Linked DNA regions of Mus musculus: region 2 is linked to region 1. A link is a loop called in an ENCODE intact Hi-C map of the cell type or tissue named here. Cell type or tissue: left cerebral cortex. All regions are shown on one strand. Each heading gives the region's core, and the rest is flanking DNA. Links, peaks and the distances in the headings are about the cores only.

Region 1 (16,765 bases), core at 3,160-11,159:
TGGCATTTTGGTTTAATTTAAATGTTCTCTATTATATATCTTTTTTAATTTGCCTTTTAATACCATGAGAAAAACACTGATTGCTATGTACAAGAAAGCAGAGCTGGCTGAAAAAGAGGAAGGCCGAGAGTCAGACATGGTTTCTCAAGCCTGTAACCTGAGCATGCAGGTGGCTAATTTAAGAAGACTGTATATTCAAGGCCAGTGTGATCTACATAGTGAATTCAAGTCCAGCCTGGAATACATAAAGAACCCTTGTCCTTAAAGTAAGGCAGACCAAGATTTTTATTTTTGGTCTTTGATTTTTTTGTTTTTTGTTTTCTGTGTTTTTTGTTTTTTGTTTTATTAGACATCAATATTTTACGCACTGTGCTGAAGACTGACACAGCCCCATGGTAGGTCATAGAGATGTAGCAGCATGGTAGGTCACAAAGATGCAGCAGTGTGGTACATTAAAGCCTGAAGTCAGCTGGAATTTTTTTTATTGAATCTGTTAGACAAGAAAACTTCTGGAAATAAGTTCTGAGAATTATTCTAAAACTTCCCACCACATGACTCTGTTATCATCTAGCAACCCAAGCTTGGCTGTCAATTCCACATTTAAAAAAGCTCTTTCGGCTGGGCAGTGGTGGCACGTGCCTTTAATCTCAGCACTTGGGAGGTAGAGGCAGGTGGATTTCTGAGTTTGAGGCCAGCCTGATCTACAGAGTAAGTTCCAAAACAGGCAGGGCTACACAGAGAAACCCTGTCTCAAAAAAAAAAAAAAAACAAAAAAAAAAAAACAAAAAAACAAAAAAACAAAAAAAAAAAAACAAAAACAAAAACAAAAGTCTCTTTCGGTAGACCTTGGGTACAAACTTCACAGCCAGTCCCACAACACCCAAAGGAAGCTCCACTCCCAGGCACTCTAACATGCCCAGGATCACAGGATCACAAGATCCTAGGAGCTTGGTCACACCAGGATCTCAGGGTCCCAGTGGCAGCTTGACTCCCAGGATCTCTGACACATCCAGGATCTCAGGATTACAGGATCACAGAGATAGCTGAACTCTGAGGAGTTCTGACACAACCAGGATCGCAGGAAGGACAGGCCTCAGTCAGATATAGCAAGAAAAGGTAGCACTAGATAAAATCAGATGGCGGGAGGAACGTGTAAAATCATAAGCAACAAAAACCAAGGTTACATGGCATCATCAGAACCCAATACTTCTACCATACCAAGTCCAGGATATACCATCACACCGGAAAAGCAAGGTTCGCATCTAAAATCCCTTCTCATGATGGGGATAGAAAACTTTAAGAAGGACATAAATAACTCCCTTAAAGAAATATAGGAGAACACTGGTAAACAGCTAGAAGCTCTTAAAAAGGAAAGAAAAAAAAAATCCCTTAAAGAAGTACAGTAAGAAAAAAAACAAACAAGTGAAGGAATTGAACAAAACCATCCAGAATCTAAAAATGGAAAGAGAAACAATAGAGAAATCACAAAGGGAGGCAACCCTGGAGATAGAAAACCTAGGAAAGAGATCAGGAGTCACAAATACAAGCATCATCAACAGAATACAAGAGATAGAAGAGAGAAGAGAGAGAGAGTGCAGAAGTTACCATAGAAAACATTGACACAACAGTTAAAGAAAATGCAAAATGCAAAAAGCCCCTAACCCAAAACATCCAGAAAATGCAGGACACAATGAAAAGACCAAACCTATGAATAATAGCTATAGAAGAGAGTGAAGATTCCCAACTTAAAGGGTTAGTAAGTTATCTTCAACAAATTATAGAGGAAAACTTCCCTAACCTAAAGAAAGAGATGCCAATGAACATACAAGAAGCTTACAGAACTTCAAATAAACTGGACCAGAAAAGAAAGTCCTCCCATCACATAATAATCAAGACACCAAATGCACTAAACAAAGAAAGAATATTTAAAGCAGCAAGGGGAAAAGGTCAAGTAATATATAAAGGCAGACTTATCAGAATTACACCAGACTTCTCACCAGAGACTATGAAAGCTATAGGGGCTGGTGAGATGGCTCAGTGGGTAAGAGCACCCGATTGCTCTTCCGAAGGTTCAGAGTTCAAATCCCAGCAACCACATGGTGGCTCACAACCATCCGTAACAAGATCTGACTCCCTCTTCTGGTGTGTCTGAAGACAGCTATAATAATAAATAAATCTTTAAAAAAAAAAAAAAGAAAGCTAAAAGATCCTGGGCAGATATCATACAGACCCTAAGAGAACACAAATGCCAACTCCAACTACTACACCCAGCAAAACTCTCAATTACCATAGGCGGAGAAACTAAGATATTCCATGACAAAACCAAATCTATACAATATCTTTCCACAAATCCAGCCCTACAAAGGATAATAGATGGAAAACACCAATACAAGGAGGGAAACTATACCCTAGAAAAAGCAAGAAAGTAATCTTCTTTCAACAAACACAAAAGAAGATAGCTACACAAACATAATTCCACCTCCAAGAACAAAAATAGCAAGAAATAACAATAACTTTTCCTTAATATCTCTTAACATCAATGTACTCAATTCCCCCCAAAAAAGACATAGACTAACAGACTGGATACATAAAAACACAATAATAGTGGAAAACTTCAACACCCCACTCTCATCAATGGACAGACCATGAAAACATAAATTAAACAGAGACATAGTGAAACTAACAGAAGTTATGAACCAAATGGATCTAACAGATATTTCTAGAACATTTTATTCTAAAGCAAAAGAATATACCTTCTTCTCAGCACCTTCTCCAAAACTGACTATATACATGGCTACAAAACAGGCCTCAACAGATATAAGAAGATTGAAATAATCCCATGCATCCTATCAGGTCACCACAGACTAAGACTGGTCTTAAAAACCAAAAAAAAAAAAAAAAAAAAAAAAAAAATACAGTGGAAAGCACAACATACACATGGGAGCTAAACAATGCTCTACTCAATGATAACTTGGTCAAGAAAGAAAATAAAGTCAGAAATTAAAAGCATTTTAGAATTTAATAAAAATGAAGACACATGATACCAAAAATTATGAAAGTAGCAGTAAGAAGAAAACACATAGCTCTAAGTGCCTCCAAAAAGAAACTGAAGAGAGCTCACACTAGCAGCTTGAGAGCTCACCTGAAAGGTCTAGAACAGAAAGAAGAAAATACACCCAAGAGGAGTAGACAGCAGAAAATAATCAAACTCAGGGCTGAAATCAACCAAATGGAAACCAAAAAGAACTATACAAAGAATCAACCAAACCAGGAGCTGGTTCTTTGAGAAAATCAACAAGATAGATAAACCCTTAGCCAGACTAAGCAGAGGGCACCTAGACAGTATCCAAATTAATAAAATCAGATATCAAAGGGGAGACATAACAATGAAATATATCTTAAAATAATTATTTTTGTTGATATTAACAGGTGAAAATATTAAAATCATGTTCTACCAAAAAAAAAAGTCTCTTTCCCATAGGTTATATGTATGTAAAATTCATCTCATCTGTTAAAATGCATTGACTGATTTAGGTGCATAGAGATAGGACATTAAAGGCCTGAATTATTTTTTTCTGTATGCTATTAACCTTAAATTTATAACTCTCGCCTTTTTCTCTAGCCTCTGTGATTCAATAATATGGGAACTATCTCTATAAAGTTTAATGCATTTCATTCCTGCTTGTGAGCACAAGGTCTAACTCATCAAGACTGCCCTGATTGGCCATCCTGCAAAGATCCTTTTCAATCCTTTATCTCATACCCACATACAGTTAGAAGCTACGGTGTGATGAATGTGGAGAAACCTGAGCTGGCACAGTGCTTGCTGGGCTCCAGAACTGGAAAGGAGACATCAGGAACACCATTGCTTTGAGCTCCATCTAAGTATCTCATTGCAATTGTGTTTTGTTTTTAAAACAACAGTCATGCAAATAACTCCTTAAAGACAAAATTAGATGCTGTGAAGGGTATTGATGAAGTTAGCTGAGTTTCATCTTTAAGAAACTAATGGTTTAATACAGGAGATTTGATATGTAAATAGGCATAAAGGAAAGAGATGAAGGACTGGGTCATTTAGTGAAGAGGGAAGCAACTTCAGAGAAGACTGCAGTTTTAGGAATTAACCTAGGAAAAATAAGAAGTCAAGGGTATTCAAAGTCTTTAACACCGCTACTAGTAGGAGGGATGGGAAGACCAAAATCTGTATCAGGCTTGGGAAGCTACAGTTACAGCTGGAACAGATCTGGGCAGGCAAGAGACATGTCTCAGGCCTGCCAGTTATCAGGCAGTCCATCGGCCCGCTCTATTATTGCAGTACTCTATGAATACTACAAGCTACTACTGAAGGACTCCTCATTGAACAAATCTCTGAGATTTCTTTTCTCCTTTTTGTATTCTACTTATACACACTAACACATACAAGAGCTTTGCTTTTAAAATATATTTTTATTTCACACTTAAAATAAAAATCCAATGTACCAGCCACCAATAAGTCACATGACACATGACAAAGGATCAGAGGGGAAGCAGTTTTCAGAGGGGACAAACCCACACCACCTTCAGGAGGTCTTCAGGTCTTTAGGAGTTCCCACGACATTTGCTGTGAAAGGATTAATGGCTGCCCCCAATCCTGGGTGGATGCCAACTAGAATAATTACTTGTGAAAATATTAACTTAGGTAAATTGGAAACCGCCCATATATTAGACAATCCAAGAGCTTTCACTTTTTCTGTATTTTTTGTTTGTTTTTTGTTTTTCTGTTTCTGGGCAGCCTCATTACAGCTAGCAGTTGTATTTTTTTAATTCACTTTCATTACACTGGGCAAATAGAAAAGGTTTAGAAAACTGAATTAAATCCAAGATGTGGCTGCTGGAAATATGTAGGTGATGGGGGTGAGCTGCATTCCTGGGCCTTCTGAAGCAGTCATTAGCAAGCACATTGTGGCTACTGCAGGTAAAAGTTATCTCATTAATTTTAATTGGGGAAAATCATCTTTACTTCCTTTTCCTAAAAGCCCACACTTCGTCCCATGGCTTAATTAATGCACCTCACCAAAAAAGCAGCTCATCTCTTCTTGATCTCCTAATAAGCGTCTCATGACAGTTATCCAAGACTTCCCTACTTCTTTCATGCCTGGAGTCCTTCAGGATCTCGTTCTCAAAAGATGAGCTCACTCCTACTTAGGGCAGCTGAAAGCCAGTTAGCACAAACTCTCTCAGCCTGTTTTGGCTTCCATGCCGGCACATACCGAAACTGAAATATTCTCTCAAGTTCTTTGCTTCCAAAGCTCACTTGTCTCCTTGACCCTTGCTTCTCCAAGCCCACAGAGAAGAGCTGAAACCTCAGCATCCCTTAACTAGAGCTTGCTCCGGATGTAGAAGCTTAGGACCCATGCTCCCCTGCCTATTAAAAACTGTGTGAAAGATCCCAAGGTGAGCAAGACAAGATGGCTGAGCGGTCTAAGGCTCTGCATTCAGAAAGTTAGAAAGTTCCCACAGTGAGTTACACACACACACACACACACACACACACACACACACACACACACACACAAAGTTTGTTTAAGTCCTAGTCAATTCTTCACAGCTCACGATTATTTTGTCTTCGCTATTTATTTTTATTGTAACATATAAATCTCTTTCTCCAAGCTTGCTTCATAGAAGCTCCTCATTTTTTTTTTCTTTCCTTGTCTCCTCAACTCTTCCCATTTAAGTTACATTTTGCAACATCCTTTGTGTGTTTTTCGATCCTCTTGCTTTTCAGTTTTGGTTTTTGGTTTGTTTTTTTGTTTTTGTTTTTGTTTTGTGGCGGGAGTGGGGGGTGAGGGGCGGCTTTCAACATTCTTACTTCCACTTGTGCCCTTGAACGTGGCCACTGATCTCCATCTCCCACCTCAGTCACATACACCTTAATTATCCTGTCAGTACACAATCTGGCAGAGGTCTGTGTTCTCCTGTCAGCCTTCCAAGACTTGAAACTTTGCTCAAGGACCCAGTACATGCTTTTGACTTATTTTCTTTCCTGTTCTCAATTATGGTTCGAAGATTCAGAGTTGTCAGAGACCTAATTATAAATATATAATCTTTTCATCACAAGAGATTCCCTTTAGGTTAGAATTGAGATCCCATAACTGCAGCATTCAGGGGTAAATGAAAGTGAAAAGCAGAGATTATCTACCTATGAGGAAAGGAACTTAAGGAATGCCCTGGGAACTGAACTTTTCACAGGTCCCTATTAGAGTTCCTTATATGTCATCTTCTACTTATGAAGAGGAAGTAGAATTGGGTGTCTTATTGTGGCTGAGGATTTTGCTGTTCTGGGTATTGTTTTGCTGGCATGTCTCTTTCCTGAGTTTTCCATTTCATGCCAACTTGGAAATGACCTTCAGAATACATATACATATATTTAAAGCCACCAGTTACAAAATGGAAAAAAAATGACCCAGAGTTCTCTCTATCTTCCCAGGAACAGCAATAGTGAACACATTGGAGTTCCCTTTCTATATCTTCATTTGGAAAGATGTATATTGAAGATAAACACAAAGTCTTTGTTACTACCTTCTTTTGTTACATACCTACATATGTGCTAGTATGTGTACACATGCATGAGAAGACTTTCAGTGTACGTGTTGAGAATCTTCCTCATCACTCTCCATCTTACATCTTATGGCAGGAAAGAGTAGAGGACAGGAGAGAGAAGAAAAGACAATGGGGAAAGTGTCAGAAATGCGAGTTGTCCCTTCCACTGTGGGCAGGGCTTTTCAGTGGAGGCAAGTTCAGAGCTGTCTAGGGCAGCAATCTGGCAAAGAGAAGGGCAGCATCCCAAAGGAGACAGATTACACTGTACACCCAGGTAATGAAGCCTGGTTCCCTAAATCTGCATGACACTCACTCATAGAGATACCTCTAAGAGCTACTTCACTGCAAAGACCATCCGTGGCTTTAGACCTTAGGAGTGGCCATGTGAGAAAGTTCCAGGAAATTAAAGACAGGACGTTTGCATCCCTTCATCTCTCATACTCCACCCCAGCCTGTCTCATTGTCTAACTGTCATTATCCATTCTAGTTCCAATGAAGGGAAGAGACAAGTATTTATAAGCCTGGAATTTGGGTAATTTCACAGAAATAAAGTCTTATCTTCCTTGAGTTTGGAAAGAGACTCTCATATTTTTAAATGATTACATTTAACAATTTTTAACACACACACAAAAATAGACTTGGCCTCCCTAAGAATGAAAACGTACATTTGTATATTACTTGGTATATACATATCTGTGCTACATACTATGCTGTATTATCCATATATATATATATATATATATATATATATATATATATATATAATTTATTTATGTGTATCCTATAAGTCTTCTAGTACTTTAATAGTCTTCTTCTTAAACATTTTATTCACCTCCAGCCAATTTGGGTAGTATGTGTAGTAGGAATACAATTTAGAAATTATTTCTCAAATGGTTGACCAGCTTAATTATCATCTTTGCCACATACACAACTCTCAAAGGGAATAAATTTGTCACCTGAGAAAGGGAAAGCAGAAGCAGTTGCTTGTTTTCTTTCTTTCCTGTCAGATTCCCTTCCCAATTTCCTCATCTCTGCCCTCTTTCAGCTACAACTGAAGCCAGTGATCTCTCTGAGAGCAGACACTTCTTATGCTGTAGCACTGATACGTTTGAAGGGCTGCATCAGAGAAGAAGAGCTTGCCCGGTCAGGCAGAGCCAGGACTCCTGGTGAGAAAACCCAGTGCAAATTAAACTTGTCAAACAGTGACATGTCTCGTCCTGTGAGGAATTAATTCCTTCTTTTGCTTCTCTGTCTATGAAAATAATCTCAGCTGGAAGACTACTTGTCAAGAAGGCTATGTGAGAGATCCTTTCACAGAAAGAAAGATGGAAAAAGGAATCTCTTGCTGCCAGTATGGGACTGCCCAGAACAGAACCAGGGTACTCAAGATGCAACCAATAAAGAAAAGAGAGTTTGTGATGACTGTTAAGCCAGCCCTTGTTTAAGCACACCACCTTTCTTCTTAAAAAGTATGTAAGACAATAGATAGTGATTTGGGGTGGTGTAGAGTTTTTATCAGCAGGAAACTATAAGGTTTTAATAAAATTGCCAACAACTATGTTTATTTAAAGGGCTTATAATAGGACTGAATTTTCTGGATATCTAACATACTCATTTTAGAATTATAATCATTCACTATTGGCATTGCCCACTTTTGCAAAACAATAGTGTAGCAAATGTTATTACATATTTTCTGTTTTGGTTCAAATGTCTAAATAATTATAGTAAGTCAATAAAAGTATATCAGCCAGAATTTGACATTAACATAGCCCATTAAAATATTTTCTTTCTGCTGTTTATTTGAGATATCATTTGTTTATTTTACTTTTTCCATACAAAGACTCATTATAGGCCAAGCTGGCTTTGAAATTTCAATTTTCCTACGACAGCCTCCCATGTGCTGAAATTACAGGCATGTGCCACCATGCTTGACACTAAAGTGATTTCTTTCTTTTATTATAGAGGGCTTGGTTAGACTAAGTGTCCGTTGTACATTTCTGAAACAAAAGGAGTTTAGCAGTGTCCATCAGCTCAACCCTGACTACCATGAAATGATAGCCTGGGAACTACGGTCTCCAGTAATCTGAGCTCTGAACTAAGCTCTGGCTAGGAGTGGGGAAGCAGGGTTATTAACATATTGCAGCTAAGGTCACAGAAGGGAATCAAGATCCTTGCGCTTTGACTTGATTATTACTAAATGTTTCCCTTCAGGAACATTACATTCCTTTTCAATTTCAGAAAGAAAATTACTTTTTCAATGCTTATAACAAGATGCTACCTAGGTTCATCCCAAACTGGACCTTTGCCAAATGCCTTGAGATATTCTTGACAGATAATTTCCTCTCCCTCTCCTCCCTGCATGCACCACGCTCTAATTATCTAGTGGGTGGAAAATATAATTTTATGCTAAATGACTTTCTGCTGATGCTATTTGGATTCCCTATAAAAATCTAGTCACTAATTCACAATGGACCTGTATAAAGGTTTTAAATGTACGGTGACTACAGAGTTCACAGTATTTGTTTTTAAAATATCATTAATGACATCTATGTTTAATGTACAGAATGAAATATGTCGGAGAGCTTAGCAAGTGAAAGAAGGCAAAAGAGTCAAGTTTATTCAATTAACAAGTATTTATGGATCAACTCTGAGAGAGGTTTGCAACCTCCCCAAAAGAAACAGTATGCTCATTTCTATAATGTAAAATACATGCAATAAATTCTCTATACTACACAATGGGCTTTAGAACATCCAGTATTTTAATATTTACATAAATGAAATTATTTGGGGAGGTAAAATTTAGGACTTTTTAAAATATGTTCTTTGTACTGTTGTTTATTTGGTACAATCTAAGTCTTTCAGTCTTTTCACAGCATGTCACAGATCCATTTTCTCCTGTGGTTAGAACAAGATCCTGAGAACTGTCCCTGGATTGTTTAAAGTAACAAATCTTGCAACTTTTCCTGTTCAGGTGTATTTCATGCTATATATAACCCATGTTAGTCACAAAACACTACATTTGAAAGGTTCCCTTAGGTAGTCAGGGAATGGAGAAAGCTACTACCACTAAAGGGACAGACAAGGGCAAATACAACAGGCTGTATGTTTAGGAAATCTCTTGGACAACCCTGACAAACAACTCCAAAAGGTTTTCTTATGCCTAATGTTGGAGTTCTGTATTTCGTTTATTTATTTGTTTTAAACTTTCTCTTTACCCTTTCTTGCTCTTTCAAATTTCTCTTTTTTTCAGTACTTATTTTTGTATGTATGTGTGTACACATATATATAAGTAAATGTAACATCCTATGCCTATATAATGTTACTGGTATGTATATTTTCAGGGTTGACCATTTATTTGTATTGGATAGCCAGTTGGTACGCTCTTCCTTGGGAAAGGCTATTTCTCCCACTTGCAGCATTCCTTTATTACCTCTAGTTCTTTGGGTAGGCTTATGGCTTTGTAGGCTTTTCCTCCTGCACTTTGGCATGTCTATTATTTGTCTTGATCAGCTCATGTTTAAAACATCATGCTGGTGAGTCTTCATGAGTGTAGTTCATTATATTACTAGGAGACAGTCTCACAACTAACTTCGTGATCCTCTGCATCTTACTGTATTCCACACACAGTTCTGTACGGTTCCCTGAGCCATAGATGCTGAAGTTGTTTTATAGTTGTATCCATTGGAACTAGGCATGAAAACTCTGCATTTTGATTGGGTTTTCTGTAGCAGCCTCTGTCTAATACCAAGATGAGAGTCCTTGACAAGGAGTAAAGACCACACTTATCTGTGGGTATAAGAACAAATGTTTAGAGAGTAATTAGAGATTACACTGGTTTAATAAAGTGGAAGTTGTAGGCTATCCTTCAAAATCTGTAAATTTATTATCCCTGTGCAGCTGGCAAGGTTTCCAGTACTAGACATAATTTCCCTCTTGGAGTGGTCTTAAGTCCAATTGGAGAGCATTGGTTACCACCAAGGCATGTGTACCAATACTGCACCCTTAGGGTTGTCGTGCCATACTAGTCATTTGTCAGACTCTTGATCACTTCTGTCTCTTGGAAGCCTGCCTGGTGCTTTGTGGTACCATGAAAGCTAGTCCTCAGGTCAGTATCATTCATGTTGTTACCAGCTTACAGGCCTCAGCCCCTATGTCAAAAGTTCATGGTGTCTTTAGCAATGGAAATTTACCTTCAATGTCCAGAAGACAATCAAAGGCAATAGGTTGTATGTTCTGGAAGTCTCTTTAACAACTCAAAGGAGGGTTTCTCATACCTACAGATGGATTATTAGGTAGTGTCTAAGTCTTGGAGGGAACATTGTCAGCAAAGATGATAAAAGTTCATTAAAATTATATATGTATATTTATATACAGAACTATGTGTATTATAGTTTTTAAAGATAAATAGTTAATAATATAATTCCTTGTAACTTTTTTAGACATATTATTTTACCCACAGTCTTAGTTATGGGTTCTATTGCTGTGAAGAGATACAATTACTACGGCAACTCTTATAAAGGAAAACATTTAAATGAGGCTGGCTTATAGTTTCAGAGGTTTAGTTCATTATCATCACAGCAGAAAGCACAGCAGCGTTCAGACAGATATGCTGCTGGAAATGAACCTGAGAGTTCTACATCTGGATCCACAGGCGGCAGGAAGTGAACTGGCTTCAGCTTCTGTAGACCTCAAAGCCCACCCCCCATGTGGGTTGTCCAGCCCAAGGCTCAGGCCACTGGGCAAGGTGGGATGCATGGTTTTGACTGCACACACTCCACACCACCACTGCCAGGGTGTCAGCCTGTAAGAAACAGCAGGACTGCACTCCAGGAGTGGGGAGGTGCAGTCTGAGGTCCCTGGGGACCTGCTGGAGTACAGCTTGTGGGTCCCCAGGCTGCACATGGGGCCTGGAATAGCAGGTTCTCACTCTTGGGCACCGCAGACACTGCTGGATGCCATGGATGAGCTGAGATCAGAGTGTGGGGTTCCCGTGGGAAGGAGAGTGTCTCTGGCTTGCTCAGGCAGGTGGCTGGGTGGTAACTGTGGCTGAGAATGCTGAGAGGTCTCCTGTGTGAGATAAGGCACAGCTCTTTAGAGAAAGACCTGCTGAATTGTTCCCCACAGTGGGTCCTGATGAGAAGAGATAGTCCATGGTTTTAAGGTGTTTATTTTCATGGCAGAGAGTTGTGATGAGTGAAACCATGCCTCACTTTCTCAGGGCAGGCCTGAGATTAAATACCTTTTGCAGGGAGGAGTGTCTGGGAAGAAGGGCTAAGAGGGAAGTAGAGGCAGAGAAAGGCAGAGACGGGGGAGAATAGAGAAGTAGAGAAGGTTGGCCATGACCACATGGAGAGAGGGGATAAGGGAATATGAGAGAGAGAAGGAGCAAGAGGACAAGAGAGAGAGGCAAGAAAAAGTAAAAAGAGGGAGGAGGGGGCAAGCAGCCCCTTTTATACTGGGCCAGGACTACCTGGATGTTGTCAGGTAACTGTGGGAGGAACATACCCGGCTATTGCTGTGGAGGTGGAGTCCAGACAGAACACCAGGGGTTTGGAGCGTTACCCTACATGACTGATGGCCACAGAATTATGGAGAGCTGAGGCCTCGTGTCAGGAGCCTGGATTTTAGAAACATGGCAGGCAAACACCTTCTGTACCTTGCAGAAATACCTGCTGGGTCTCCAGGGTTTAAACCTAGCTCAACCAGAAAACAAGCTGCCTTTCATGGTCCCACACCCCTAATAACATGCTTCCTCCAACAAAGTCATAGCTATTGCAACAAGGTCAAACCTCCTAATAGTGCCACTCCCTGTGTACCAAGTACTCTAGCACATGAGTCTATGGATGCCACTCCTATTCAAACTACCACATCCTTCGTCCTCCTCACTCCTTCTGTATTTACCCCCTTCCCTTAGGAGCCCCCCTTTTTCATTTCCCTGATCAGATCACAAGTACTCTGCTATTCACACCTCTATTGCACTCCCCCCATCCTCCACAGAAATAGTCCCCCTTTTACTTTGCTGCTTTCTGCAGTTACTCCAGGTTATGTACTCACATCTGAAGATTTGGAGCTAGGAGCCTTAGATGAGGGAGACCCTGCAATGTTTGTCTTTCTGGGTCTGGGTTTCTTCACTCAATATGATCTTTTCTAGATCCACGGTTAGTTGGATATTTGAGACAGGGTCTCACTATGGAAACTCAGTTGGCCTTAAACTCAAAATCTTCCTCCTTTGCTTCCTGAAATGCTGGGATTACAAGCAAGTATTTCAACACCAAATTCAGCCTGTTTCTTTAAAGCACTGAGCACCTTAGCTTTTTCCTGGCCAAAATCCAGTTTGTACACCACTCTTGAGAAGCTTCGTTTCTACTCTGTAACTTACCTGTTGCTTTGTGAGTAATCAAGAGACACTTGACACTTGAAACAATAACCAAGCATTGACTAGGAAGGCTTCCTAAATGTCTCCACTGGGATGAATTCATGTCCCCCTCTTTCTACTAACCAGAACAAGGCTTTCTCAATGGGTATACCCCACACCCAGGGCAGCTGGAGTGTGAGAATGAAATCTGTGTGGGGCCAGGGGTGGGGGGACTCAATGCCTTGATGCCAAAGTCACACAATGTCACTTTTGCTGTTTTATACTGACTAAAGCAGATCACAACCAGCTCAGAGAGAGACATATAAAACCTTTCTCCCTGGGTGAGTAGTAGTATTACTTCTCCCACTTAAGGTGGAGAACTGCTTGGCCGTAATTGACTGTCAATCATCTCTTGAATGTAGAAAACTAAATGTGGATCTAATCCAATTAAACCAGAATTAAACTGAAGTCTCAAGAAACTGCAAACTATAAAGCATCCTTGCAACCCAGTTAAAAATTTGGGGGAAGATCATATTTCTATGTGCCTGTCTGTTGTTCCTTTGTTTTCTTTTCTTTTACTGCTTTCTTTCTTTAAGTTGTTGTTGATGATGTTGTTTTGTTTGTTGTTTAAACTTCTTTTTAAAAGATTTATTTTTATTTTGGTGTGAAACTATTTTGCTTGCATGTATGAGTGTATAAGATGTAAGTGCAAGGTCAAGAGAGTACATTGAGCAACAAACACTCTTGAAAGCTGAGCCATCTCTCCAACCCCTTGAGTAACTTTTAATATGGTTATTTATATACATTTCTTGATGAAAGGTCTTAAAATTTTGCCCACTTAGTTAGTTTTTGTTTATGTCAGTTGCAGTGGCTCAACATTATTAGTCAACAGGAAAGTGCAACTTAAAGAAATGTATATCAAACTGTACTAAATAAATATATAGTTATTGTTTTTAACTTAAAATTTTGTGTACTGATGTCATGTAGCACTCTAGGCTAACTATGATTGACAAGTAACAGAATGCTGCGCAATAACTAGTAGGACTTTGAATGTTTCAATGTCGGGGGGATGGTTTTGTGTACTGTATATTCAGATACTAACTTCTGTGCCCAGATATCTGGTTAAAGTCTAGATGCCAGAATTGTCATGATTATTGAACAATCTCCTACATCTATCTTGTGTAAAGAATGTTATTCAACTATCTCTGATTAGTTTTAAAAAAAAAACTGATCAAAATATGACTGGACAGAGAATGTAGGACTTCTGATCCCAAAGGAGGACTCAAGAAGGGGAGGTGGGAAGTAGGTGGCCATAAGGCAGAGGGTCCAGGAGGGGCCATGTTGAGCAGATCACCAAGAAATTCTCCATGAGTACACACAAGAAGCAGAATAAAATGTAGGAGTTAGAGAAAGTAACCAAGGAGCTAAAGGGATCTGCAACCCTATAGGTGGAACAACAGTATGAACTACCCAGTACCCCGCAGAGCTTGTGTCTCTAGCTGCATATGTATCAGAAGATGGCCTAGTTGGTCATCAGTGGAAAGTGAGGCCCATTGGTCATGCAAACTTTATCTGCCTCAGTACAGGGGAACACCAGGGCCAAAAAGTGGGAGTGGGTGGGTGGGAGAGTGGGTGGGGGAGCGGGTGGGGGACTTTTGGGATAGCATTGGAAATGTAAATGAAATAAATAAATACCTAATTAAAAAAACAAAATACAAAAATTAAAATAAAATAAAAGTTAAAAAAAAAAAAAAGAAGAAGAAGCAGAATAAGCCAGGGAAAGACTCAAAGTGCAAGTAATATGGGTCTTGTGGCTGGTAAGTAGATAGATTAGAGGGTTAGAAGAGATAAATATTTGCCCAGTCATAGTGCTTAAACATTATTAATAAACTTAATAGGTCTTTATATCAATTGTGTAGGAGCTAGAATGGGAACACATATGGTTATCATCTTCAAATTGATACACATATATACCAAATATATACACATAAAGAAATGGTAACTGATTGGTCCACCTCAACATCTACCTCATCAATGAACTGCTGGACTGAATGAAGGAACTGGTTCTACAGATCCAAAGCTATAGGATCTCTGTGATACAGGGCAACAACGGGATACCCAAGAAAAGTTCCAGGGAGGTTCCAGTATAGCTAGAGTAGCAGAAGCCTCACACCAGACCAACAAGTGATTGCAGTGAGCATTTGCAGGCAAAGTGTGAACAAAAGGGTATACTGTGAAGCAAACTGTGACACACTATAGCTTCCAAAATGAGATTTCTTTTCTCTGTTGTGGCCTATGTTATAAGAGTGGAGGGCAGGTAGGAGGGGAGGGAAAAGGGAAATGAATATCATTGAGATGCATGATGTGAAATTTACAAAGAACCAAAAGAAGTTTTAGAGAAAAAAGAGAAAGAAATGACAACTGTCAAAGGTGACAGATATTGCAGCTGCCATAATATGACTACTATCCATTGTGTACAGGCATGTACTGACTGTCAGTAAATACATACAACTACTAAGTGCCAATTAAAATTAAAAATATATTGTAAATAATTGATTTTAATTTATATGCAGTTCATATGCCTGCTGTCTGTATGTGGAATATTTGCATGCAAAAGGGGCTTTGGATTTCCTGAAATTAAGAGTTAAAGGCAGGGCACTGAGGCAGCACCCTTTGTGGGCCGGGGACAGCCAGCCACCGTCCGGACCGGAGGACAGGTGCCCACCCGGCTGGGGAGGCGGCCTAAGCCACAGCAGCAGCGGTCGCCATCTTGGTCCCGGGACTCCAAGGAACTTAGGAATTTAGTCTGCTTAGGTGAGAGTCTGTACCACCTGGGAACTGCCAAAGCAACACACTGTCTGAGAAAGGTCCTGTTTTGGGCCTTCTTCTTCGGCCAGGAGGAGGTCCAAATACAAGATATCTGCGCACCTTCCCTGTAAGAGAGCTTGCCAGCAGAGAGTGCTCTGAGCACTGAAACTCAGAGGAGAGAATCTGTCTCCCAGGTCTGCTGATAGACGGTAACAGAATCACCAGAAGAACAATCTCTAAACAGAGTCAACTATAACTACTAACTCCAGAGATTACCAGATGGCGAAAGGTAAACGGAGGAATCTTACTAACAGGAACCAAGACCACTCACCATCACCAGAACCCAGCACACCCACTTCGCCCAGTCCAGGGAACCCCAACACACCTGAGAACCTAGACCTAGATTTAAAAGCATATCTCATGATGATGGTAGAGGACATCAAGAAGGACTTTAATAAATCACTTAAAGAAATACAGGAGAACACTGCTAAAGAGTTACAAGTCCTTAAAGAAAAACAGGAAAACACAATCAAACAGGTAGAAGTCCTTACAGAAAAAGAGGAAAAAACATACAAACAGGTGATGGAAATGAACAAAACCATACTAGACCTAAAAAGGGAAGTAGACACAATAAAGAAAACTCAAAGCGAGGCAACACTAGAGATAGAAACCCTAGGAAAGAAATCTGGAACCATAGATTTGAGCATCAGCAACAGAATACAAGAGATGGAAGAGAGAATCTCAGGTGCAGAAGATTCCATAGAGAACATCGGCACAACAATCAAAGAAAATGGAAAATGCAAAAAGATCCTAACTCAAAATATCCAGGAAATCCAGGACACAATAAGAAGACCAAACGTACGGATAATAGGAGTGGATGAGAATGAAGATTTTCAACTCAAAGGTCCAGCAAACATCTTCAACAAAATTATTGAAGAAAACTTCCCAAATCTAAAGAATGAGATGCATATGAACATACAAGAAGCCTACAGAACTCCAAATAGACTGGACCAGAAAAGAAAT
Region 2 (16,765 bases), core at 5,326-13,325, 250 kb after region 1:
GCCATAGCAACCATACCTCTCTCTAGCCTAGCATTTGCCACTGTATGCTATAATTACCTCCTTAATTACCTCCTCCACCAGACCATAAGCTATTTAAGGGCCAGAAAATCATTTTGTCCACCCTGGTATCCCAACTACTTAATGCAGTCGCTTGCATATAACAGAAACTCAAAGTCCTGCTTGAGATTTTATCTATCCCTCAACGCTGGGCTGTTTTTCTAAGGCAGAATAATGAATTTCGCTTTAAATCTTTTCGGGCATATTTTTTCAATCCCAACCTAGTCTTGCCTGATTCCATATTAGTTGCTTACATTTAATTTCCAGGAAGGAATTCCTTAACACACACCTGATCCCCTTAATTTTTAATATAACTTTACTGATATAAATATATGCTTGAACAACAAGATCAAATGGTCATGATGCAGGGGAAGGCTTTCAAAGGAAGGTAAAAGTGGATTGGCTAATGACAGTCTGTGTTGTAGAAATTATTTAAATCTCAGCCCAAGGTTCCTACCCTGCCTTAATTAAGTTCCTGGGTGAGAGACACACTCACTTTATATTTACAATGTGCCTTAATCCGTATAAAAGCCGAGCAGATACCTAGCCTCCACGCTATCAGAATCTACTTTCCCATGGATAACCCCGAGTTATTGCTTACTATTTACTATGTTTCACTGGAGCTGCTCTTAACTACAACTGGCTAGCACACAGGGCCCTGTTTTTATGGCTCACCTAACCCATGGTGGTTTCTCTTCTCCCTCTTGCACTTTCTCTTCCTCTTCCTCCTCCTCCTCTTCTTCCACTGCCTCCTCTCATCCTCCCCCAAGCCAGGGAAACCTAAACCCCACCTATGTCTCTTCTGCTCGGCTACTGACTGTTTGCATCTTTATTCACCAATTAGAAATAACTTGGGTCCGGGTCACAGGGGCTATGAGTAGACTCCAGGTCTTGGGGGTCCACACTTAGCATTACAATAGACAGTGTAAGACAAAATCTCAACAATTCTGATTCAAAAGACTAAAGTGAATATCACCCGCAGAGCTGCTTTAAGCTAGAGAAGTTGAAGATAAAGCAAAAGGAAAGAACAAGAGTGCACACTACAAGTACCTCAATATGTTTTGCTTTTATTCTTTATTTCACTTACCATTACATCTAAAGTTTTCATTGGCCCACAGCATTTACAGACTAGCAAGAGCCAGTTCATGGATCATTTTTCTTTCATTTTTAAATACTACTGTTTCAGAGAAAGTGTCTAGATATCTTCACAAAACTCAGGCCTGGCCTAGTCATGCATGTGTGTTAGGGTGGTACAGACGTGACTATACATGGAGGCTGGAGAACAGCATCCACTGTTGTTCCTCAGGTGCCAGCCATCTTGGTGTTTTGAGACAGTCTTTCTCTTATTGCCTCTAGCTTGACAAGTAGGCTAAGGTGGCTAGCCAGGAAGCCCCATGGACCCCATCACTAGGGCTAGATACTTGTCAACACATTCTGAGCTTTTCATTGGGTTCCTAGGATCAAGCTCAGGCCTCCATGCGTGTGTGGCAAGCACCTTTTGGGCTAAGCTGTCTCCCCAGCTTCTGGCACAGTCTTGCTATTAGAGGCAGAAGTATGAGTACCATCTCAGGAGTCAGACACCTAGGGCTGGGATCCTGGTTCTGCCATCTTGGGATTTCAATGAAATGGACAGGCACCATGATATCCACTCTACAGGGTTATAGTAGGAATGAATTGTATTTAAAACATTGAAATGTTACCTGACACTTTTTAAACCACGCATATTCATGTGCTTAGGGTGGGAAGGCAGACTATGAAATATGACTGCTTGGAGAAATGATGTCCTTATCCTTATAATTAGAATGAAACTTGAGTATGAAATCATCAGATGCCATGGGTGAGATCATCCACAAACAAGCAAGCTAGCCAGGCACTGTGAGTCCTCCACTACTGGGCATTGCCAGATGGGTTCTCCATAATCATGGGAAATTACCTAAAACTTCTCCCAACCTGTGTGATGAAAAGAAGTGCTGATTTATGCATGTCCATAAAGAAAAAAAAAAGCAGCCTTAAATAAATAAAGCATGTTACTTCACTTAGAAGAAAAACTAATGCAAGAGAAATTCAGAAATTACTATGTCACTTTGAAAAAAAATTGCTTTGCTTACTTCATGTGTATGAATGTTTTGCCTGAATGCACATATGTGTACTGTGTGTGTGTGTGCTTGGTTCCTGTGGAGGTCAGAAAAGGGCATTGGCTCCCTGGAACTACAGCTCTGGATGTTTGTGACCGAAGGCATAGGTGCTAACAACTGAACAAGGTCTTCTAGAAGTTTAACAAATAACAAATGAACTTTAACTCATGTTAGTCATTTCAACACTTCATCTATCGCTTTCCCCAAAATGAACAATGTTGTTGAGTATTTTGACAAATGAAAGTAGGCAATATTTGCTAAGTATATCTTGGCTCAAGTGATAGACTTGCTTGTTTCTGTAGATGTTAGTTATGAAATGGTTCTCATTATTACCAGAAAGCTTTGGGCAAGATCTGAAACTTGTTTTCCTGTGATGACATTTTAAAAAATGAATCTTTAACAAGTGTTTGTTTCAACTAACTCAATAAACTTTTAAGATATTTAATGGTAACTCATGGTTAATTGTTCTCATGTTGGTAATTTCCCTTAAACTGAAGTGTAATAATCATAAATACATTTAAGATTTGCGATATTAATGATAATTTTTGCTGCTTTTGTTTCTGATTCCTTTGGACTAGGAGCTGAGTTATTGAAAGTCAAGTTAGCTTGTGCAGCTGGAAGTTTAAAAGATCTAAACTGGCCACCTGGTGGCAGCTGGGTCCTGTGTCTTCTGCAGGGGGTCACCAGACCTGTTTTTCTTCATTTTAATACTCTTGAGTGGGAAATGCCGCCTGAGAGCAAGAAAGAGAAGTGGGCTATTTGTTTATCTTTGTCCTGCACCCTTCCACCCTTCCAGCCTTAGAATCTAAGCACATTTGCTGCTTTGTTGGAACGTCTTTTTCACAAAACGCCTGAAAAACTATATATACTCCATGAGCAGCATAAATAAATAATAGAATAATAAGGCCCAGCACTGAAGAGCTAGCAGGGGTGAGTGAGTATGCAGAATAGGGTGGGGTAGGGAAGCTTCCTGATGCCACAGGGGTAAATGTCTTGGCTTTAGTTTACTCTTCTGAGTGAACCTCCTCTTTCTCATGAATTGGATCATCTTACTCTGAAGGGCATGTTGACGTGAATCTGAGGTAGCTCTACATCTTCTCTGCTTTGGCACCTGCCTCAGCAACCCTCAGAGGAAAGCCCTTCTCCTAGCAGTGCCTAGACCAGGGTGCAGCTATTTTAATGGAAGAGTCAGCTTCACAAAGGATGCTGAACTAAGTTTTTCACTCCCAGGTATGGAATACCACCGAGTCTCTAGAAATGATAACTGTTCAACTTAAAGCCTACATTCAGACCCTTGCTTACAGGAGCCTGACACCTTCCTTTCCCAGGTTTTAAATACCTGTTCTGGTGCTCAGTCCCTTGTATTTCACTCCATTTAATCTTCCTTCTTCTCTTAATGACTTTTCTAGGATGATCCAAATCTATTTGGTCATGTGAGAATCCGTGTTTAGATTCAAGTGTATTAAGGAGATTTTTTTTTTTTAGAAATCATTTATTATTACTAATCTTGATTCATGAAAAGAACAACTGGGTTTGAAAGGTCTGATTTCTTAGAATCTCTCCTGCCCTTTGTAGATTTCATTACCACCATAACTGTGTTGTGGATGGTGAGCACTTTCTCAAAATTAGAAGGGAAGCTGGGCCTCTGTCCTGGGCTTCCTTTAGTGACAGTTAAAGTTCAAGGTGGGGTGTGATTTGTATGCCCATTGTTATATTTGGCTCTTTCCTAATCCTTGGAAGAACTAAAAGATTCATTGGATTCACTATATTGCCTCATAGAAGTAAAACGGTTACCTTTAAATTTCAGATACAGATACATGAAATAATACCGTGACTGAAGCTTTTAGCACTTTAGTTGCCACAATCTGAAATTCTCGAAAATCTTGAAAGGACTGTGAGAGATTGAGGAGTATGGAGGAATCCCATTAACAGCTGTAGCTACTAACTGCTCTCCATGGTCATACTTCAGTGTTTAACCAAGTATTTAGATGTACCTGTGCAAACCAGGTGAACATTGGTTTTGTAAACAAATAGCCCCAAATCACTGCTCGAAACTTGACTCAAGGGCTCTAACTTATTTGAAAAATGTTTATAAATATATATATATATATATATATATATATATATATATATATATATATATATATTGACAATGTGTTTAATCAAATAATTAGAAGCCTTAAAATACCATGGCAAATTGGATATTTTAATGCTTTGTACCCAAAGGATCTACTGGTAAACTCTATACAACTTAAGTCATTACTTTTTGTGTAATCCCCAGCTTAATTCATGGGTCTGAGGACTGTGGTCACTCTGCTATCTTCTTCCACTAATGTTGAGGCCTGAGGACTTATCAGAATGTCTTCCTTTGACAGCAGAGAAAGAGGAGTAGAAGAAGCTCACTGTGGTTTTAGCCACTCATTAAGCACTCGAAAGATGTTCCGTGTACAGGTAGAAAACAAAAGGCAAAACAGCTTCTTTCATGGAGTTCAAGTCAGCGAGACAGGCCACGTAGCCATACCGAATAGGTTTGGCTTTCTATGCCCCTCCTCGGTTCTCTCAGGCAAGTTACTTATTTCCTATGACTTTATTTCCTGGGTAGTCATTCTTCAGTCTGTTAGGAATATTAAATTAATACACACGCAAAGCATGCTGGAGGTACCTGATACATAAAGCTGGCAATTACTACTGCTCAGAGTTATATGCACTCTGTTCATCCATAAAGCAAGGCCAGAATTCACTTTCACTAGTAAATACGCTCAGCTTGAATACAGAAACACAGGCATCTGGGCAGAATACAAATAAGCCTAGACATGAATTAAGAGTCAGGAAGCAGAGTAATGAATAATGAAGCAAAGAGTTTGCCGAGCCTCCTTTTAAGAAAATTGTGGGTTGTTAGTTGCTTAAGAGGGGAGGAGGCCATTGAGAATGGCGGTGTGAGCAAAGGGATCCAAGAACAGGCAGGATATAAGCATGAATGCACCGGTGTTGCTGGGCGGATGGGGGGGGGGGGGCTTGCCTTTGGGTGTAAAACTGTTCCAGTAAGAGAAGGTGGTGGGAAGTCCTTGGATGGGTACCCAAAGCTACCAGAACTACGTGACATTTTTAAACTCAACTCCTTTCTGTTTGGGAAGTCCCACTGTAAGTGCTCTTTAAATGGGGGTGCGGTGGGGGGAGTTATGCAAAACACTTTGCACATAGCACTAAAGTTTAGTTTTGCCCAGAGACTGGCACGGTCGCTGGGACAGAGGGGGCGGAGTTAATTTAATATAGATGTCTAACCCGTGTACAGATCAGCAATCCTAATTGATCACTCCGAAACTTCGGCCTAGGACGCTCGTTCTCCAGGCTTCTACGTCTCATCCGCTAGCCCAAGGCCTCAGCAACCGACGTGCGAGGCCAGGCGAGGCGACCAAGGCCGTTCCACGCATGCGTTAAAAGCCGCCCCAACTCCCCCCAATCCCCGAGGAGTCCTTTCTCAGAACAAAACTAGCGCGGAGCTACAGAGCTCCGCAATTTGCGTAGATCTAATTTCTTCCAGTTGCCGCCAGTCGGTGTAGCTCCCGCCGGTGCCGCCGCTCTCCTACGCCAGGCGCGTCCGCGAAGTGAATGGCTGAACGCTGCCGGTGCGCCGCCGGCGTAGCGCCGATCAGGCCGAGGTGCGGCTGCGCAGGGCGCCCGAGCGGGCCGGGTGCGCCGCCGGCGTAGCGCTGAGGCGGCCAGGGTGCGGCTGCGCAGGGAGCCGGAGCAGGCTGAGTGCGCCGTCGGCGTAGAGCGCCGGCTCTCGCGCTAGGCTCCGCGACGCAGATAGCGCAGGCGGCTTTGGAGAATACACGACTGGGTGCAGCCGGGGTTTGGTACCGAGCGGAGAGGAGATGCACACGGCACTCGAGTGTGAGGTAACTATAAAACCCCGATTTGTTTACATTCCCTCCCCCAGAACCGGCCCCGTGCGCGGCGGAGCCTGGGAGTCCCGGGACGGCTGGGGAGGCTGGGCGGCCGGGTTGGGGCTGGCACCGGGGCCTCTGGGTTGGGACGCGTGTGTTCGCAGCTGCTGCAGGCGGTGGCGGCGAGCAGGAGAGCGGCGCGTGAGGCTGGGGCCAGCCGAGTGTGCCGCGTCGGCGGTGGGGGACCCGCGCCCCACGGCCTGCTGCGGGGCCGCGGAGCGGGCAGCGCCGGTTGAGGGCTGCGCGGGCTTCCCGCGGCCGCCGTACGGGGGACCCGGGACCCGAGGCAGGTCCCAGGGGCTCGTCTGCGGGGGGTAACGGACGGCGGCCGCTCAGCTCCGGGCCAACCGAAAAGGCTCGGTGGGGCGCGCGGGAACTGCGTGTGGCGCAGCCCACGGGTCCCGGAGCCGGGTTGTGGGGCGACCGTGGTGCGGCCGCGGGCTTTGTTCCCGGCCACCGGGGTGTAGGGTGGCGTGGGCGCGGTTGGGAGCGGAGGGAAGTGGCCGGCCCACCGCGGGGTCCGCATCCGCTCCACGCTTCGCTCCTCCCTTGGGGGGGGGGGGGTCTTCGGAACTCTCCAGCCTGGCGAGGCGTCGGGTGGCGTGACGTGGAAGGGCTTCCTGCGGCTTCTGAGAAGACGCGTTCACGTGGGAGCCTGTCCACATGGGCCGAGTTTAAGGAGCTGGGCACGTGGAAGAAATCTCACCGCAGGACGCCCCGCCACCGATTTGGAAGGGTCCTTCACCCCAGTGTCTGCTCCAAGTGACACAAAGCATGAGTTAAAAGACAGTACAACCCACCGTCTCCTAGAAACTTATTTATGTCTCCGTTAAGTGCGGTAACTAGCGGGTGACAGGTTTCTTGTATGTTTTCTTTTTGGATGTGTATCTAATGGTAATTAAGAAAAAGTAATACAAGAGCTGGAGGCTTAGAATTGTTAACAGTGCTATTGGGAAGCCTAAACAAAGCAGAACTTCTGTGTACAGAGTAATGTTAGGATTCCCGTAATCTACAAGTATTTGAGTACCTTGTGAGTCATTTCTCCTGGACCTTGGGAGTCCATCCCACACACCCCTCTTCCTATGTGCATTGGACATTACAGTAGGATGAAAGACACATCAGTGATAAAGTGATAAATGCTGTGAAGGAAATAAAATGTGCTGGTGGGCATTTTTAGCATTTGGTGTTTTCTAGAATAAGGGTCTTGGATTGTGACTATAGATTATTAAGGGTACATAAAGTTACATTGAAAGAGTTAATGGGAAACTATTTGGCTTTGATGGAGTAAGCCATACTTGAATAAAGCATTAAATATCAACGGTACTGGCCTGCCTAATAATGACTAACTTCAAACTAGCAAGAACTAAAAATTATACTTAAAGGATTTAAGTGTTTTGTATTACTGTAATTTTGGCCTGTATTCAGGAAGTTACATCCTCACCGAAAAGTAACTGAATTTCAGTGGTTTTAATCTCTCCCCAAATTGACAAAACTGAATTCTATCAACTAAGCGTGGTTAGGAACCCATGCGCAAGAATGAATGGTTTTGGTGCTACTTTAAAAGAGGTGGCAAAGACGATTTCTCAGGTGATACCTGAAGGCACAGATCTATAAACCCAGCTACTTTGGGAGCAGGGGTGGGAGGAGACTGAGGAAGGAAGCTGGCAAGTTAGAGTCCTGGAGCTTGTCTTAAAAGTTAAGTAAAAGAGCTGAGTGGTAGGAAACTTGCCCAGGGTTTGCACAAATCTACACTTAATTGTTAGTACTGCAAATAATGTATGCCTGTATGGATATGTATCATGAGCTATGCAGGTGAATACCCTTTATCTGAAATGTTCAGGACCAGAAGTGTTTTCAGCTTTTGTTTGTGAATTAGGAGATATTTGGATATATTAAATAATGGAGTGTTTCTTGGGCTAGGGCCCAATTCTGAACATAAATTGAACTTTTACTTTGTATAAGCCAGGGTACTTACACTGAAGGACATTTTACAACCTTTTTTCTAAAGTTAGAGTTTGCCTGAGACCTGTCCAGACAAAGTTGGAGCATGTTAGTTCCCAGAACATTGTAAATTCCGTAGCATTTCAGATTTCATTACAAGGTGCTACCTGGATTAGGTCTTCCTTTTACAGCCTCTAGTCCCCTGAGATAGCTTGTAAACTACCACCCTCATCCCACTTTTTTGTCCAGACTTTTGTTTTTTCTTGATGCTTTCCCTATGTAGCTCTTGTGTGTCTGGAACTCAGGATCCACTTTCCTCAGTCCTTGGAGTCACCTTTGGCTCTGCCAGATTTTCAACCCTGGTTTGAATTACTTTGAGGAGGCCTAATGTTTAGCATGCAAGCATTGCTCTAGGAAACCTAAGCGATATATGGAGAAGATAGGGGTGTGTGTGTGTGTGTGTGTGTGTGTGTGTGTGTGTGTGTGTGTGTGTGTGTGTATTTTTTCCTCCCCAAGGGAAATTGTTCAATAGCTGAGCTGAACATTTGTTCTTAATTAAAGAAATTTATATTACATTCCTCTTGGCTCTGCAGAACCCTGGGTATTGAGCAGTATTGGGATGAATTTAGGGATTTGGAGTGAGGTTAAAGATTCAAAAACTGGATATACTATTAACTAATTTGGTTACCTTTGCAGGTTGCTTTAGCCTGGAAGTATTATAAAACCTATTCAGGAGTTTAATACGGCCTTTAATGATGATGAACCAGATAGTTGTTCTAACCCTTTCTACATTCAAACGTTTCTGTAATGATTGAATTTACTCTTTTGTTTTGCCTGATAATTGATTACCCTAGGATGATACTTAATGCTTCTACTCCTTGGGCCTTTGAGAGAATACATCTTTTAAATCTGTAGCTCATATGTAATAGCTGATAACTGTACATTTGCCTTTTTACCACTTTTATTCTGTACTTACCTGTGTATGTTTTGGTTTCTTTACAAAGCCAGATTTCTGAAGCCTATACCCCACAGCTTTTTGTCACAAAGCATCCCTGTGCTATGACACATTCAGTGACTGGGTGTAGGTAGGTAGCTTGTCTGTTGGTTTCAAACTCAGCATTGACTTAAAATCATGTGGATAAAAATACTAGTCATGAGTGTAGTGCCTGCCTCAGGAGTGGAAGTGCTGAGTTTTGTATCAAAAGGACTTAGTCACTAATACTTTAAACCAACATTAGATAAAGGAGACAACTGAAATTGCACGAGAAATGGAGGCAATCAAAGAACCTTCTTATCACAGTGATTTAATTTTAAGCCATCTTTCATCGTGTAACTCATACTAAAAATTATACACAAGGCTGGGGTGTATCTTAGCAGATGAGCTGTCTCCATAGTGCAGCCACTAACTTCCATAGTGACTTGCTGGGTTTCTCTAGCCCTACAGCAAAATGAGTGAATACAGTGTCATATCCTCTTTCTCTGTCTTTGTGTCTTGTCTGTGAGTTGATTTCCTGATACAATCCTCAACAGTTTGCTGCCCCCTAGTGTTTGATTTACTTTGAAGTTTCTTGGCACCTGCCCTTAGACTGCATTCCCTTGGATGCACCTATGGCTTTCCAGCTGCTCACTGCTGCCAATAAGAATGTGTAGCTATTTTTTTTTAAACTGATTGTGATTACATTTAGCCCTGAGTTTTCTAAGTGGGGGGAAAAAAAAACTGGATAGACAGAGAATCAAGGTACCTTCCAAAAGAATATGTGGGCTATTTTTGTTTTTAATTGCAAAAGCAATTTGTTAAAATTAGAGAGGTAAATGTTTGAAGTTAGCTTTGTATGTGAACAGTTTTCTTTATTTAATCTGGGCTTCTTGTCTTGAAAAGGGTTGTAAACTTTCTGGCTTATTTTGAACCATGTAACTGTGTTGTGCTGATAATAAAGTTTGAAAACGTCAAAATCACATGGTGACTTTGTTTTAAAAATTAATTTTTGAAAAAAAGAAAGTCTCTAGGTTATTACCATTAGATTTCTTCATCTTTTATGGTTTCAGATATTGCCAATTATCAGTTTCCAAAACATTTGTTTTTATAAAATCTGTGGTTGGGCCACAGTCATGCTTAGATTTTTCTGAAATAAGAAAATATTTTAATTCTCGGTTAAAACTTACTGAAACATTTAGAAGTGTGTTCAATAGGTATAAAGCAATATAAAACTGAAATGAGAAATTTTAAATAACACAGTTACTGAAATCATTACCAGCTCACTGTAGGCCATCTGTAGTACTTAGAAATGTTATTGTTGTATTCTATTCTGTCACATAACAGTATAGAATAGAATGTTATTTTCATAATTATTTTTAACGTATTCAGGATTGTAGGCTATCCAGGTTCAGGGACTGGATACCAAATGAACTTTTATTGTTAAAAATGTTCTAATGGGATACTAATAGCTACAGGTTTATTCAAATTATAGATAGCGTCTTGTTCCAGTCAGGGTTTTCTTTTTTTCTCTCCCTCCTCCTCTTCCTCCTTCTCCTCTTTCTCCTCTTCCTTTTCCTCCTCCTCCTTCTCTTTCTCCTCTTCTTCCTCTTCTTTTTGGTGGTGGTGGTTTTTCTATTTTTTTTTATTTTTTTTCGTGGTTAATAGTAGAAGATTTTATAATTACCCACTATATAAGTTCACTTTTTAATTCTTTTAGAAGATACTTTGCTATTGAAAGAAAGGGAAATATCAGCTAATAGTTTTTGAATTAACATTTCAACAGCAATAATTTTGTCCTTACTTTATATTCAACTTTTAGAGCCAGTTCATTACAAAAAAGCTTTTAGGGATGAGACATAATTCAGAATGTTGTAGGGAGCATCCTTATTGACCGGAGTTATACCAGAATTCCTGCGAACTGTAGCAGAGGCCAGTCTTTATTCCTCTCATTCATCTGAGACTTTTCAGTGATCAGTTTAGGATTCAAGTTGATTTTCGTTCAATATAGGAGTTAGAAAATCTCAGTTGCAGTGAGGTAATAAAGATCTGTATCCTACTGTGCTGTTTGATGTCTTAAGACATTTCAGGTGAGACGTTTAACAAACCGAGAGTATTTGTGAATTCACTGTCACGTATTTTATGATCTTTGACTTTTAAAATAGTCGTTTCTCCTGAATTAGTTTCTAGTTTATTTTCTGAGGTGTGTTTTATGTGGGCTAAATTGGTGCAGTAATGAGACGAATCTTTGGTGAGCTGTCTTTGGATGTGCCTTGCTCATTCACGTCTCATCCATGGCTGCAAATGAGAAGGTGTGTCACTGAGTAGGATGTGGGGACAGCAGGTACCCACTCTGCAGCTTTATCTGGCTAGTGTAAGTCTTCCAACCCCGGACCCATTCTTAATAGTTCATTGTATTCTACTTGTTGCTCTTAAGTATTTCCTGGTAGAATACTTGATTAGTAATGCATTCGTTCAGACGATAACTCACAGCTAATTGAGAAGCTTTGAGGACTCCCCTTTTGCATCTTCTACAGGAGAAATAGCACCTTTATTATGTCTGGAGGTGGAAGGTGAGCTGGCATGCCCTGGAGGGCTGGAATGGGACCCACCTACCACTGCCATAGGTTTCTACATTCCCCATGTCTCCTAGTCTCGCTTCTGTAATGCAGAAGTTGAATGTGTCTTCCTTGTAACTTCTTTAGAGCAGAAAATACATTATCTTTGTTTTTATGCTTTCTTTTTGCCTCTGTTTCCATTCTTCCTGTTTCCTGTTTTGCCTTTCCTCTCTTCATTAAGCACCTCATAGTTATATACTTATAAGCTGGTGAGCACATACTTGGATCTATTAGCTCTCAATACTCCCTACTGAAGATTCTCTTACATGTGAAGACATACTGTGCACTATATACTGTTAGACACAAGCTCTTTATCAAGGAAGCTGTGAGAGATCAGGTAGATGCCATTAGTGATTTCTTCCTATGTTATACAATGAGATCAGTAAAACAACATAATACAATTGTATTTCACAATGTAAATGTAAAGCCTCGTTTAATTTTAACAGTATATATAAAGTATGTAGCATCATTAATTGTATGTGATATGTGAGTGGGGGTATACACACACAAATATATATACACATACACACATATATACACATATATACTGTTAAGTACATACACATAAATAGTATATACTATAGTTTATATAGTACATATGTATGCATATATAATGCATATAATATACATTATGTAAGATATATTTTATACTCACACATGTGAGTATTCTTTTCCTATAAACTTTGATATTTTTTTAATGCTTGGAATATTTTTGTTTTTAATATTTTTTTAAATTAGAATATTCTCAAGTGAGTATTTGAATGTACTTGAGCAGTGTAATACAAACATCTCAGTAAGTTTCTATACAGTTATAGTAGTCGTTTGGAGCAGAAGTTATAGAGTTTCATATTGGATTTTGTACTTTTATTGTCAGATACAGTTTTACACACTTACCTAACACACTTCATAAAGTTCATAACAATTGAAACAAGTAAAACAATTAGCTTTATATCCCTTTTCATAACATGTTCATTACCTGCATTTTGTCCTCTTTGGAACAGAATTTGATTGTCTTTTTGCTTGCTTTTTGTGATGAGATCCAATCTAGAGCTTTGGCATACTATGAAAGTGCTCTACCACTGAGCTACATCCCCAGACTCCTAGATTCTTGCTCCAGATAGGGTCTCACTGTGTAGTCTAGGCTGACCTGGAATTTTGTAGATATTCCAGGCTGACTTTCAACTCGTAATCCTTTTATTTTGGCATCCTGAGTGCTGGGATTTACAGATCTGAAAGTTTTTTTTCCCTAAAACAGAAATGGATATAAGAGGTCCTAGTATTTTAGAGGTACTGCTGTTTTTAACTATGCTTATAAGATTATATATTAATTATGGTGAGGGGGAAAGCTTCTTATATTTAAGAATCATGCAAGGAATTCCAAAATCTTCATACGCATGGTTGCTTACATATGGTATTATCAATAATGATAATTAAATAATGACATTGAAAATCACCATGACAACTGAAAATGTGACATAGTTATAGAAAAACTGATCCATGTTGATACAACTATTGGCAAGGCAGGAATAATTATAAAAATATGAGGCAGGCTCTTTGATTCCAAAGGTAGCAGTACTGTTAATGAGAATGACATAATTGTACTCTAGATGGCAATACAACAAAGCTGAATCTGGAATTTCTCTGTTAAATATATTGAGTGCAAGAGTAAGCAGTGATAAAATTTTGTAAACATTTCTCATCTTGGAGGTAATTACAGGCAAGTATCTAGAACTAATGGTGTAAATTAGAATTAAGGTGTATGTTGTGGTTAAAACTGCACAAAAGCTTGTGAAGTTCTTGACCGGTGTGATTTTCTTCTACACATGCTAGGCTAAATATTCATTAGCTAAATATTTTTAAACTTCATTGACTTTGAGGATTTTCTTTAAAAAATCAAGTTGTCTAAAGAAGTGCTTTTAGGGTAAAAGGTGTGTCCTGTATTCTTTTTTAACATTCTTGTGTTCAGAAGTCAGCAGGCCTTGCCTGTGTAATGCAGGGTGTCTTAGGGTACCCCCACTCTTCCCACCTTCGCATTTTCTAAGTCACTTGTAGTCTTGGTTTAGAACTTTACTTAGTGTTATGTTCTTAAGATTTCAATGTTACTACAGTTGATCCATCGTAGGAAACAATTATTTTTTCCTGCAGCACTTTCTTTTCTGACCTTATATTTCCTTAGATAGCATCCTTGTCACTTCTTTTCTCCTAGATATTAAAATCCAAATCTGCTCTGTGCTTCGGATTGTAGTTACCAGAGGGAAATGAATTTAAGTCTTTGTGCAGGGATTTGTACAGTTTTCTTATAGGTTAGAAATGATTAAGGCTGGTAAGTTAGATTGCAGTTTTGTACGAGATTGCTAAATGCTTGAACTGAGTCAATTCACTTGTTCAACAATTAGAAGGCCCTAGTGGCTCAAAGTGATAATTAGCCCCAAAGTTTCCTGGTGGAGAAGTAGCCTCTGTGTTGCCAGCAGCGTCAGAACGTCTGCCAGTGTTTGAAAAGCATTACCCTGGGACATGTGGTCATTGCTCTGACTCCCACGCTCAAAAGGATCATTTTAACTGGCAGTTCTTGTGAATGGCAAGATGGTGTAACATCAAGGAAATATAACTGATACCATGGTGAAAAGGGAAAATACAGAGGGGGGCGGTAAAGATGGGTACATGGTGAAACCGTCCACCCTGGTAGTTCCAAGAATGAAGGAAGGCATCTCATCTCAGCCATTTTGTAAGGAAGGCTGTGTGCACAGGGAACAAAAAGGAGTCAAAGCCTTTACTGAAGAGTAACAAAAGCCATACATTTCAAAAGCTTTAAGGCATTTCAATAATTACTGACTGGAAGGCATCTCAGCTAGGGAGCTTTTGCTCATTTCAGGTATTCCTTGTATCCATAAGTAGAAAAGACTAGCAAAAATTAATGTTATCTTCCGACGGCATGTTTAAGGATGCCTGTAATAAAAGATGAAAGTGCAGAAATAAAAGTAATGTACAGATATTTAATAAATGTACATTAGTGAATACAGGAATACAGTATTGGGGTAATATGCTGTTTATTGTAGTTTTGTTGGATATGTTGTTTAATGGGGTATCTTAAATCAAGACATAGATGTTTATAGTCTGTTTTTTAAGTTATAGGGAAGTCAAACACTGAATTATACTCATGTTCAGTGAACACATCTACCATTGTCATGTGAATGAGCCTCGTGGAAAGATTAAGTGATTGCTTTATTATGTTTAATTTAGTTATTGAAAGTTTTATTGGCATCCTAAACTGTGGACATGGCTTTGGGAGGTTAGATGGCTGGTCACATGGGTTACAGACACAAACCACTGTACTGCTGGAGTGTTCTGTTTCTTTCTGAGAGCTCCATACTGCAGTGCTGTGTCCTTAAGTAACTTTGTAATGCTTGGATGAGTCCCTCCTACTCCTGCTGACATTGAACGATCCTGATACCTCTTGGCTGTGCTAGTTGGTCCTACTCATGCCCTTGTAACATTTTAATAACAGTCTTTTGAGCTATGACTAAGGGTCTTCTCTCACTAGTTTTGTACTTTATATAGTTTTAAGTCAAACATTAGCCGTATCACATCTAATTATGGTAATGTCTTACATTGGTAGACCTAATTGTTTCCCAGAGCAGTTTTGTATGCATTATGTTAGTTCTCTTGGTAGATGAGCATAGATGTTATTGACTTCATTTTGCTGAGGATAGTCAGTAGCAGTGATATGGTAAATAAGTGAGTATTTTTGATTTCTGGTCTGCAATGCTTTCTATAAGATGATGCATCTAGTGAGTCCATGAGGAATGAGGATGAACACCAAGTAATACTTGCACATAAGGAACATGTAAATGATGCAACATAGGAAGATAAAAACGAAAGCCTTTACCACTTAAAACTGTAGTATGAATTTTTATTTTGTTTTGTTCTGGGTTAACTATAAAACAAGCAAAGGTCAGTAGCCCCATGTTATAAGTGATAAGAATTAAAAGATGTTACTGTTTACTGAAGGACTCATAACTAATAAGGCAGCTAGTCATGAACAAATCTTTAAAAAATTTTAATTATATATTTACTTTTCTATGTGCCTGTACATGGAGATGTGTGTGTCTATATGTATGTGTGTGTGTGTGTGTGTGTGTGTGTGTGTGTATAGGTAATTGGTGCATAGTACATGTGTAGAAGGCACAGGACAGCTTTGCAGAGCCAGCTCTCTTGCAGGTTCTGAGAGTGAAACTGGGTAACCAGGCGTTTGCAGAAGCCTTTTCTCCTGTCTTGCTGGCCCTTCTAACCGACCTGACTCTGGCTGATCCTCCCACAAGCTGATTCACTCCCACACCGCACCTTTTCTGCTCCTACTGTTTGATCAAAAGAAAGAACCTACTTGTGTTTTCCTGAACAAGTGCTGTGATGAAATCTTTTAAGATGGACATTTAAAACATTTTAAACTGTGGGTTCATTTTCTGAAGGGATTTTCACGTGTGTACTAACAGTGTTATATACTTATAAAATCCCAGTTGAGCAGTTTAATGGTTTCTCTTTGAATTTCTACCTCTTTGCCTTTCAAAATAACAATGAAGAACATTTAAAAGGTTAGCATAATGAACTTATAATACTTTATTGTTAGTATTTATTGCATGCATGTCTATGAGAGAACTGGGCTGAGGTATTAACTGTATTCTTCAAAAATACACTCTAAAATGCTTTTTGTAACCCTCTTTAATTTTTAAAAATGAAATAATTAGGTGATATGTGGAGTTTATATCCAGTTGATTGCCCTTTCTAGAAGCCTAGTGCTGGAAATAGGATTCATTAGTATTTACTAGTACTTTTTTCCTATATCAGTCACAATTAGTATCTAATTGAATGACTTTGGTTTATATTGTTTATATTGGCTAAGTGCTATTAGATGATTTCTTATCCCTTTAAAATAGTTTTTGTTTTGTATTAGATATAGTAATAGTATTAGATGAGTCACTTTCCTAGTGTCCCATCTACATTCTGGTTATGGTGTGTGAAATACAATTATATGGTAGAAAGAGGCCCTGACTGTCCCGTGAGGTCAGTGCTGCAGTCTTGAAATCTCATCTTAATTGG

Evidence for each region. Hi-C counts contacts between places; a loop is a spot of excess contacts. Peaks named below come from ENCODE experiments on the same cell type or tissue, not always from the same donor. Only the 100,000 strongest peaks of a DNase experiment are listed, where the experiment ranks them.
Region 2: it touches region 1 in a loop (2.4-fold over the local background); 3 of 42 quality-filtered maps call a loop at or near these places.

Annotation. Positions count from the first base shown.
Region 1 is chr1:47,085,645-47,102,409 of GRCm38, reverse strand. No RefSeq gene overlaps it. Among named protein-coding and RNA genes, the nearest start is that of Gm39638, 160 kb to the left of the region's middle. In left cerebral cortex, for the core only: no CTCF peak of the experiment used is centred there; no DNase peak of the experiment used is centred there.
Region 2 is chr1:46,842,797-46,859,561 of GRCm38, reverse strand. Slc39a10 (solute carrier family 39 (zinc transporter), member 10) reads left to right here and starts at 5,944. Exons shown (of 10, transcript NM_172653.3): 1 at 5,944-6,091. In left cerebral cortex, for the core only: CTCF peaks have their summits at 5,754, 9,614 (motif pointing left) and 13,272 (motif pointing right); DNase peaks (open chromatin) are centred at 7,816, 8,375, 9,213, 9,610 and 4 more places; H3K4me3 peaks cover 3,749 bases; H3K27ac peaks cover 4,010 bases.